2 separate regions of the Homo sapiens genome follow, and region 2 is linked to region 1. The links are chromatin contacts, found by Hi-C or POLR2A ChIA-PET in ENCODE. All regions are on one chromosome and are shown on one strand. The core of a region is the stretch at or near the end of the contact, and the rest is flanking DNA. Distances in the headings are between cores, read along the strand shown.

Region 1 (5,467 bases), core at 2,484-4,983:
TCAGAAAAATTAATCAGACACGGTTGTGCCAGTAGAAGTAAAGAGATAAAGGAAGATCAGTGTTATGGTCTGAATGTTTATGTCCCCCCAAAATTCATATGTTAAAACCTAACCATGGCTAGGCAAGGTGGCTCACACCTGTAATCCCAGCACTTTGGGAGGCCGAGGCGGGCGGATCACGAGGTCAGGAGATCGAGACCATCCTGACTAACACAGTGAAACCCCGTCTCTACTAAATAATTAAAAAAATTAGCCAGGCGTGGTGGCGGGCACCTGTAGTCCCAGCTACTCAGGAGGCTGAGGCAGGAGAATGGCGTGAACCCGGGAGGCGGAGGTTGCGGTGAGGCGAGATTGCGCCACTGCACTCCAGCCTGGGTGACAGAGCGATACTCCGTCTCAAAATAAATAAAAATTAAAAAACAAAAACAAAAAAAACTAATCACTAATGTGATGCTGTTAGGAGATGGGGCCTTTGGGAGGTGATTAGGTCATGAGGGCAAAGTCCTTATGCATGGGATTTGTGCTCTTATAAAGAAGAGACCTAGAGAGCTGCCCTGCCCCATATGAGAACACAGCAAGCACATGCCACCTATGAGCTGCAAAGCGACCCTTCACCAAACACTGAATTTTCCAGCATCTTGATCTTGGAATTTCCAGCCTCCCAGACTGTAAAAACAATTCCTGTTGTTTATAAGCCACCCAGTTTGTAATATTTTGTTAGAGTAGCCCAAAGCGACTAAGACAATCATTTAGGCTGTTATATTAGTCTTGGTAAGATGAAGCATGGGTCTGCCTTTGGGTGATGCACTAGAAGTGGAAAGGAAGAGACAGAATCCAGACTCTGCAGAAAGATCTCCAGATCAGTGATGATTCATGGTAGCTAGAATCAGAAACAAGGTGGTAAAACCTGCTGCCATTCACAAGAATAGAGAACTGTTGAGAAATGTTGGTGGAGGGAGGTGGGGAATGTGAGATTACAGTTTTTGTGAGTGTAGTATAATTTACATACAATAAACATACACCTTATGTGTTCATTTTGATGAGTTTTGACAATTTCTTATATTTGTGTAAACACCAAAGAAAATATAAACATTTCTGTCATCTCAGAAAGTTCCCTTATGCCCCTTTTCAGTTGATTTCCCTCCCACCCCCAGGTAACCATTTCGGTTTCTGTCACCATGGGCTTTTGCTCAACATAATGTTTTTGAGATTTATTTGTGTTGTTTCATGTATTAGAGGTTCATTTGTATTGCTGGGTAGTATTCCATTAGATGGATATACCATAATTTATCACTTTTTCTGTAGATGGACATTTGAGGTTTCTAGTTGGGCTATTACACATGAGGGTATTAGGAATGGAATTGCTGGGTCATGGTAGTTAGGTATATATTTAACTTTCTGGGAAACTGCCATGTTCTTTACCAAAGTGGTTATATCATTTACACACCCATTAGCAACCATTGAGAGTTCCAGTAATTTCATATTCTCACCAACATTTGGTATTTTTATTTTAGCCAGTCTCATGTGTGTCAGTTTGTGTTTATAATTTGTGAGCTGTATATACTGTTTATTTTGCTGCTTGAAATGTCAGGGACTATATACCACTACAATTACAGGGTTTTATTGAAACGTGTACTACACTGCATAGACAGGAATATACAGACTTTTGCAAAATGCAGCAAACATTTTTAACATTTGTTATTATGTGAAAAAAGTACAAAAGTGTTCAAAGAGATATACATTTCAAGTTGTAGCAGGTTGTGACAAAGTTTCTGAGGGCAAAGCATGTATAAAATTAATAACATGTTAGTATATTTAAAATCATAACAAAAATCTTCTCTCTGGTCATGCTGACCATAACAAATTACTGTGTTGTAGTATACTTATAACAAGGGTTAACAAACTACCACCTCAGGGCCAGGTTCAGTTTGCCTCTCACTTTTGTTTATTCATTTTTGTTGTTGTTGTTATTGTTGTATAAGACAGGCTCTCTCTCTTACTGCCCAGGCTGGAGCACAGTGGCACAGTCTTGGCTCACTGCAACCTCTACCTCCTGGGCTCAAGGGATCCTCTTGCTTCAGCCTCCCGAATAGCTAAGACAGGTGTATGCCAGCACGCCCGGCTAATTTTTGTATTTTTGTAGAGATGAGATTTTGCCATGTTGCCCAGGCTGGTCTCAATCTCCTGGGCTCAAGTGGTTTACTCGCCTCGGCCTCCCAAAGTGCTAGGATTACAGGCATGAGCTACTGCGCCTGGCATGCGCTTGCTTTTATAAATAAAGTTTTGTTAGGACACAGCAGTGCTTGTTTATTTACATATTGTCTATGGCTGCTCTACAAGGGAAGAGTTGAATAACTGCAGCACTGAATGGCTTGCAAAGCCAAAAATTTTTACCTGACCCTTTATAGAAGAAGTTTGCAAGATGGCAATAGTGCATAATCCTATTGCATTTTTGTTTTCTTCTGGAAATTAAGGGTGTTTTTCTTGGGATAAATGAATTAGCCAAAACACAAAACCAGTTGATCAAACAAAACAAAACAAAACAAAACAACCCACCTCTCTTATAACAGCAGTAATTTTCAGAACGTAACAACTGACAATACTTTTGCCATTCATTCCGTGTTCTTTTAAAGTCACCATCTGTGCACTGTTGCCGTAAGTACATTTATAAAAACTTGTCTGTTAAGCCATTATACTAACTACAGCCTCCTTAAGAGGATGTATTTGGTTGACTTGATCAGTTTGGCCACGAATAGTGTTACATGTGTTGCATTGGCAGGCTCTCTACATCAGTTACATTTATGTTTAACTCCTTAGAAATAAAAGGAATATGGCCGGGTGTGGTAGCTTACAGCTGTAATCCCAACACTTTGGGAGGTCAAGGCGTGCGCATCACCTGAGGTCAGTTGAAAACCAGCCTGACCAACGTGGAGAAAACCCGTCTCTACTAAAAATACAAAAATTAGCCAGGCGTGGTGGCACATGCCTGTAATCCCAGCTACTTGGGAGGCTGAGGCAGGAGAATCGCTTGAATCAGGGAGGCGGAGGTTGCGGTGAGCCAAGATTGCTCCATTGTACTCCAGCCTGGGCGACAAGAGCGAAACAAGAAAGAAAAGGAATATATATTGTTGTATAAAGCTTAATTTTGTAAGCACTTGCTTTGACTATTTTGAAAAGCTCTTTGCTTTTTTTCTCTTAGGGGATCATCCATAATGTTGCTGTGTTTTATTTTCAGAACCTTTTCAAATTTAATGTCATTCTGATAGGAACTTACTAAACTCATCATTATTAGAATTTCTGCATCACTTTTGCATGATGTGGCCTCCAGCAAGTCAAATGAATTTATTCCAAGTTCTTCAGCATATTTCCTTAAGGCCAAATATTTTAAGCAAATGATTCACATGGAACTCCTCAATTTATTATCATTCTTGAAGGCATCAAAAATTGAGTGTGAATTTTCAAAATGACCTTCTTTTAAGGGCATTTTGCCCCTTCATTCTCTGATAATTCCATGATTAATGGATATGGGATGGCAAATTGACAAGAACTGGCCCAGTTATAGAGAGTACTTTCAGTTTTTTGTTATTTTTTACGTCCTGTGTACAGTTGAATTTCTAAATCTCGTCTCCTCTCTCTCTCTTTTTTTTAATTGAGACAGGTCTCGCTGTGTCGCCCAGGCTGGAGTGCAGTGCCACGATGTTGGCTCACTATAGCCTCTGCTTCACTGGCTCAAGCGATTCTCATGCCTCAGCCTTCCAAGTAGCTGGGATTACAGGCACCTGCCACCATGCCTGGCTAATTTTTGTATTTGTAGTCAGAGACAGGGTTTCACCATGTTGCCAGGCTGGTCTCAAACTCCTGGCCTCAAGTGACCCACCTGTCTCAGCCTCTGAAAGTGCTGGGATTACAGGCATAAGCTACCATGCCCAGCCCAAATCTCATATCTCTAATAACTGTATCCTTTTTCAGGTTGTCATCTCCGTAATCAGTGTGATATGATTGATGTAACTGGTGTAAAATATTTTGAACGTTTCCATATTCCTCTCCATTCTCAATTTAATTTCCTAACCTTCGTAGTTGTCTTAAACCACAGTTTATCATTCTTAGCATTTTTTAGAGCTTCTGTTGTTGTTTTATAGAATTCCTAAATTCATCTGATTCTCTCTGGATTGTTTCCAGTTTTGGCTGTTAGGAATAAAGCTTCTGTAAACATTTGAGTTTAAGTCTTTTCATGCATTTATATGTTCAGTTCTCTTTGGTAAATACCTAGGAATGGAATCACTGGGTTGTATGGTAATTATGTGTTTACTATTGTAAGAAACCACCAAACTGTTTACAAAGTGTTTGTACCATTTTGCATTGTATAGGAGTTCCAGTTGTTTCTTATCCTTTGCCAACACTTCTTAATTTTAGCATTTTGTAGATATGTAGTGGAATCTCATTGTGGTTTTAATTTGCACTGCCCTGAGGGCTAGTAATGTTGACATCTTTTCAAGTGCTTATTTGCCATGTGTTATATCTTCCTTAATGAAACACCTCAATCATTTACACATTCCCACTTTAAAAAATTAATTGTCTTTCTCATTAATTTGGAGAGTTATATATTCTGGATACAACTCCAACTTTATTATCAGATATGTTTTGTAGGCATTGTGTCCTGGCCTGTGACTTACCTTTTCATATTTTAAACAGTTTTTTGAATAGTAAGATTTTTAAATTTTGATGAAGTGTCCAGCTTGTCGTTTATTTATAATTCATATCTCATAGCGACCCCTCTTCTAACTCTTCAGCTCTCTGTTCAGCATATTCCTCACTAGCACTCTACCCTACAATTCTAGCTACCTTGCCCGCCCCAAAATTTGTGTGCGTGCTCTCTCACTCGCTCTCACTCTCACTCTCGCTCACTTCGCTCGCTCTCTCATTTTCTCACTCTCGCTTGCTCTCCCTCTCTCTCCCACTTTCTCAACTTTTGAAGATACCTCCAACGCGGAGCTCTAATTCAGTCTGGAAGCTGCCACCATGTAATTAGCTGCTGTAGTCATAGATCTCCCTTGGATTTTTTCCTTTTGTTGAAGAGCACCACAGTCCTGAGCTGCCATTAACTGTTAAGACTATGTTAATAACTAGAAGTAACATATGCCACTAAAGCTCTTTGAAAAGCAATTTGGCGACATCCTTGAAGGTATAAATAGTTTACTGTTTAAGAAGGAGCATAGGCTTTAAAGTTAGTTCAGATCCCACAACTATAAAATATTCATGGCCTTCGGAACATGATTACCCAAAAGGCTAGAGAAATTATTGGACAAGAGAAGAACATCACTTGCATTTTTCATCTTAAAACAGAGGTATCATGTTCTTTGGTAGTATACTGATTATGATGTATTCTTACCAAGGGGAATCAACTCTATTGTCTTAGCTATGAAGACACTGCATTGTTAAAGTAGAAGGTCATATTTCTGTGTTCCAG
Region 2 (4,762 bases), core at 1,380-3,879, 53 kb after region 1:
GATTCTGAAGCAAGGGGCAGTCAGTCCGTCCCCGCCCCTTTACCTTCATATTCTGAGGCCCCAAGCCGAACTTAGATTGGAGACAGAATGTTTCATTTATCCTGCCCTCGTACGTGAATCTTTAGGATAGCAGGAAAGAAAACGCCTGAAGAAGGAAGATTCTGTAAAGCTCTGTCATGTCAAAATAAAGGTGGGGTGCTCACTGACTATAAGCCAATGGTCAGAAAACCTGTCCAACTCTCTGGGCCTCTCTTCCCCACTCTAATACCAAAAGTACCTTGACCAGGAAGTCCAGACTAAACGGAAAGGCGTAACTTACAACCACAGACATGGTCCTCCATAGCCAGTGACATTTCTAATAAGCATTTGTGATCACATGACCCTCCTGAGCACAGCTGTCCAGTGGCTCCCTACAGCCCAGAGAATCCAGTCCACACCCCTGAGCCTGGCCCTCCTGGTCCTTTACGAGCAGACCTCATGCGCCTGTGTGACTATGCAGGCCTCCTCATTGTTTGACACAATCTCATCCGTTATCTGGTCCTGCTTCCCTTCCTGGAGAACTGCAGCCTCCTCGTCTAAACCCGACTCCGGAGCTGCCTGCCTTCAGGGCTTTCCTGATTCACCCTCAGCCCTTCTCTTTGAGATTCTATCACCTGGGACTTCCCTGAGCCCTGTTCTGTATGATGCTCTTTAGCCACCTGCTCTCCTCTTCCAATGTCCCACGTGTCACTCAAAACCTAAGTTCCATATGGGCAGGAACTACATCGTCCTGTGCATTGAGCCAGTGCTCACACGGAGGAGATGCTCAGGAAGCCTTTGTGGGGAGGTGGATGGATCCAGGCAGTGGATGGGAAGGAAGTTTCCAGTCATGATTAAGCCAAAGGGTAAGTCATCTCTATAGTCTAAGGGGTTGGTGAAATACAGCCAAGTTTGGCAAAATACTCCCTACTTTGCAGGGGTTGGCAAACTACAGCCCTGTGTATTTGTAAGTGAAGCTTCATCAGAACACAGCCATGCTATCTATTTACGCACTGTCTCTGGCTGCTTTTGTGCTACAGTGGCAGAGCTGAGCAGTTGTGGCAGAGACCACATGGTCCATAAAGCCTGAAATGCTATCTGGCCCTTTACAGAAAGGATTTGTGGACACAGGGCTAAGGCAGCGCTTCCCATATATTTTCACATTTCACCTCTTTAGAGGTGAGATTTGTGTAGCCTGTTGATTAACAGTGAAGGCTGCTTGCAGCTAAGAGACACCTGGCCTTGGAGCTCTGGCCACCCAAAGGCTGACAGGATCCGTGTCCACAGCTGCCACCTGAGCCACAGTCCCCAGCAGAGCTGTAGGAAACAGGTGCAGAAACCCATGCTGGCCTTCAGCTCTCCCCGTCCATTTCAAAGCAAAAGTGGCAGCACTGGGACAGACACAAAACTGACACCCAAAACCAATCCTCCGGTCACCTCACAAGTTCATGGTCCTTTCCGTCCTTCAAGAACTTGGGAAAGAATGTCCACGTCTTCCCATGGGCTACAGACTGTGTTCCACAGATGCTGAATCCAACAAGCTCCAACCCTTGCTTAGGTTAAAAATGAACACAAATGGATTAACTTTTTGCCAAGCAAAAGGCCTCAGCATGAACAACCACCCGGTACCTGTGACTCCTGGCTGGAGAGCCCAGCCCGGCGGAAACTCAGAAAGGGTGAAGATGCTGATAGGTCACAAGCCCCTCCCCACTGCCAATGGAGATGCCAGAGTGCTCCAGCACAATGGAGTGTGGCCCACCAAAGCCCCATTTCCTAGCCCGGTGGAGATGGCCCTCGCTCCATTCTACCTCCTCTGTACCCTGTCAGTATCTTCCTCCATTCCCCTGCCTTCCCCCGTCCTGGTCAGAAACACCATTGTTCCCTCTATTGCCCACTGAGCAGTGGTCCAGGAGAAGTACTCCAGCAGGTCCCCCGCCCCCGGATGGGTGCTATTGTTCCTTGGCCCAGGGTTGGGGGCCATCATCTTCCCGTCCCTACCCAATCCGGCAGAGGAGCCTGGCCTGTGAGGAGATGCCATTCCTGCCTCTCCATCCCTCTGCTGCTGCGCTCCATCAGCCTCCCTCACGCCTCGCCTGGCCAATGGCAACAGCCTCTTGCTCATCAGCCTTGCCTCCTGACTCTGGTCCTTGGCTATCCAACTGTCCCAATCGACCCTCTGGAACTCACTATTGTGGACAATGGTCATCATTGAAGGACACACCACCCAGGGCCTTTTAAGAAGTGACTGCAGACTGTGTGTCCCACCTGCCACTTGACTCTGCTCATCCTCTCGGGTCCCACAGCAAGGCCCTTCACACTCCCCAAGTGGGCACACTCTCTCTGTGCATGCATGCCAGGCCCGCCTCTGACTCCCCTCCTGGGGATCCCGTCTGGCTCAGTGGGAAGCCTATCGCTCTTGGTAAATTACTCAGTAAGCACTTCTCTCCTGAGGCCTGGCTCCTCTCCTGCCCTCGGCGGGAGACCTGGGAACGGGCCTGCCAGCGCCCAGCCCAGGGCTGGCAAGGAGGATCCCTAGCAGGGAGGGGGAGACCCACTGAAGCCTTTCTCCCTGCACAGAGGAGGACTCTCATTCTGTTCAAATCCTCTGCACCTCTTTCTTCCCCTCCCTGTACTCTCCATCTGGGTCAATGATTTCACCTTCTACTCAGTTGTCTAAGCTGCAGATTCTGACATTTTCTCCAACTGCTCCTTCTCCCCCATCACAGAGCCTGGTAAGAAGCAGTAGGTGACAGTGAATGGTTTTTCTCAATAAATCTACGTGCCCAAGAAGGGAGACATGGTCTTGGCAGCATCACCAGTCAACATCAGAGTTCGTCCAAACTGACATTCCACAGCATTTCCTCTTTGCCGTCCACACAACCGGCTTCTTGCTTGAACATGCTGGTTACAGGGAGCTCATGTCGCACCTCAGCTGCTCTCTCAAGGCTGCGTCTGTCATCGCGGGAGGTGTATTTTAGCTCAAATTGCCCCACTGGCTTCCCATAATTGTCTTTCACCCTTTGGAACCACATACAACAAATAAATATAATCCCTTAAAAATACCTGGCAGGAGTGCCCACGTTCTCTCCAGGTCTCCTCTTCACCAGCCTTAACCTTCTGGTCCTTCCATCTCATTTCAAGGTGCTTTCAGCTTTCCTGAGTTCCCCAGGTGCCAATTTCCATAGGTTTTTTACCTCCCAGATGATGGCTACCATATTCCTTTAACGTAGCCTCTGCAGGAATGAGGGATTTTTAGAAAGCTGAGACTTCCGAGAAGTCTCATGATGGAAGAATCCAAGGGGATCCCAACACCAGATTGCTCTGGAAAATGTGTTACTGTGACGGTGATCCCATGGGTTAGAGCACATGTTTGAAGGCCGAGCCAGGAACGGAGGATGTGGCCAAAAACCAAAGTGTGGATGAGGCGGAACATAAAACACATACTTCCAACAGCACATCCCCTGTCCTCCTTCCCACCCCTGAGGAGCTCTCCAAGTAGCAATTACTGAATTTGCACTTTATTATAGGGTTCAGTTACAGTATAAAATGATGGTCTGTAGAAATTAACCCCAACTGTGTAGCTGGCAAAAAAGAAAACAAAACAAAAAAACAGGCTGCCTGGCCCAGGGCTGACCAGTTGGTCACCTTGCCCAGTAGCACACTAACAAAGGAACAGAAAAAGAACGAGCCCAGAAAGTCTGGATTTTAGGAGGCTAAGGAAGGATCAGGGAGATGTGGGTTGGTTTTTGCTTGGTTTCAAGGCGCACAGGGGATAGCCCAGAAGCCTACAGGAAAGGTGAGCCGAACACATCACAGAGAGAGAAGCCACTGCTGCCAAGTGGGCTTGGAAGACAGAACGGACATTGGTGCCTACTAGCGACGCAAACCACCTGCACACAGCATAGCCTCAGACGGGGTGAGCGCCGCCACTCACCGCACTATAATTTGGGGCAAGTCACCTTATCTAAGCATCTATTTCCTCATCTGTAAAAGGAGAAAATTTCTAATTCCAGTTGTGGTGAAATTCAAAACTAATTCCTCAGAAAGGGCTGCTGTTACCTCTAAAAACAGTCTTAAGAAATGTTATTTCTTCTGGTGGTTAAAAACTCATTAGGGGCCACAATGCTTTGCCACAAATAAGCAGTGTGGTTTGGAGAGATCTCTGGGCTCTACTCTCCCTGTCTGCAAGGTGGGAACAACGATCTATGCACTGCTGCTTCTCCAAGGGCCACCAGTACAGCAAGTCATGAAATGGCAAACGGGAAAGGGCCTGAGAGAGGACTGTGTTCTATGAATGCCAGGCGCTCATTCTCCCTGACACAGTCATGCTCTAGAACACGACAGCCTGGGATTCAAAGGTTCCTTTTTCCTGCTCCCCTCCAGGATTACAGCAGGGTGCACAGAAACATTGCCAAGTGCCCAGAAAGAGGATGACTTGGGGTGGATGAGGAATACTTTGTCCTGAAAAGGATCCCGCAGCCATCCCCGCACCCACCCACGCCTGAGCAGAGACCCAGCTGTCATTCATTAGCCCAGGAGCTGGTAAAGTGGTTACAGCAGCAGAAGAATCCAACACGCTCAACAGGGTGGTTCACAGGCAGCAATTTAGAGACCCCAAAGCCATCCAAGCAGGGCTTACCATACACGGGTCCAACTTGGAGGGAAGACAGCAAACTCCAGGCTGGCAGTCTGCCCTGAGGCCTACTCCAAGGGAAACTCCTGGCAATGACCACTGACCTCTGCA

Evidence for each region. A loop is a pair of places that touch in the nucleus more often than their neighbours do. ChIA-PET counts read pairs that join two places held with the same protein, here RNA polymerase II (POLR2A). Pooled maps may share reads with other maps.
Region 2: a map of endothelial cell of hepatic sinusoid shows a loop between it and region 1 (2.7-fold over the local background). The contact joins the promoter of MIR600HG here to the enhancer-like site in region 1. A Hi-C loop is called at or near these places in 2 of 168 maps with a recorded cell type or tissue (endothelial cell of hepatic sinusoid and psoas muscle) and 3 of 50 pooled maps. POLR2A ChIA-PET finds 5 or more read pairs at or near these places in 2 of 52 experiments (B cell and HEK293).

Annotation. Positions count from the first base shown.
Region 1 is chr9:123,059,157-123,064,623 of GRCh38, forward strand. All of the region lies in intron 13 of RABGAP1 (RAB GTPase activating protein 1), which reads left to right. It also overlaps the pseudogene LOC100422501. Among named protein-coding and RNA genes, the nearest start is that of GPR21, 28 kb to the left of the region's middle. Within about 2 kb of position 3,734, at least 2 of the 41 ENCODE cell types and tissues checked have a DNase peak (open chromatin) inside an H3K27ac peak, as active enhancers do.
Region 2 is chr9:123,112,848-123,117,609 of GRCh38, forward strand. It overlaps MIR600HG (MIR600 host gene), which reads right to left and starts at 2,630. Exons shown (of 1, transcript NR_026677.1): 1 at 1-2,630. It also overlaps a transcript of STRBP not described here.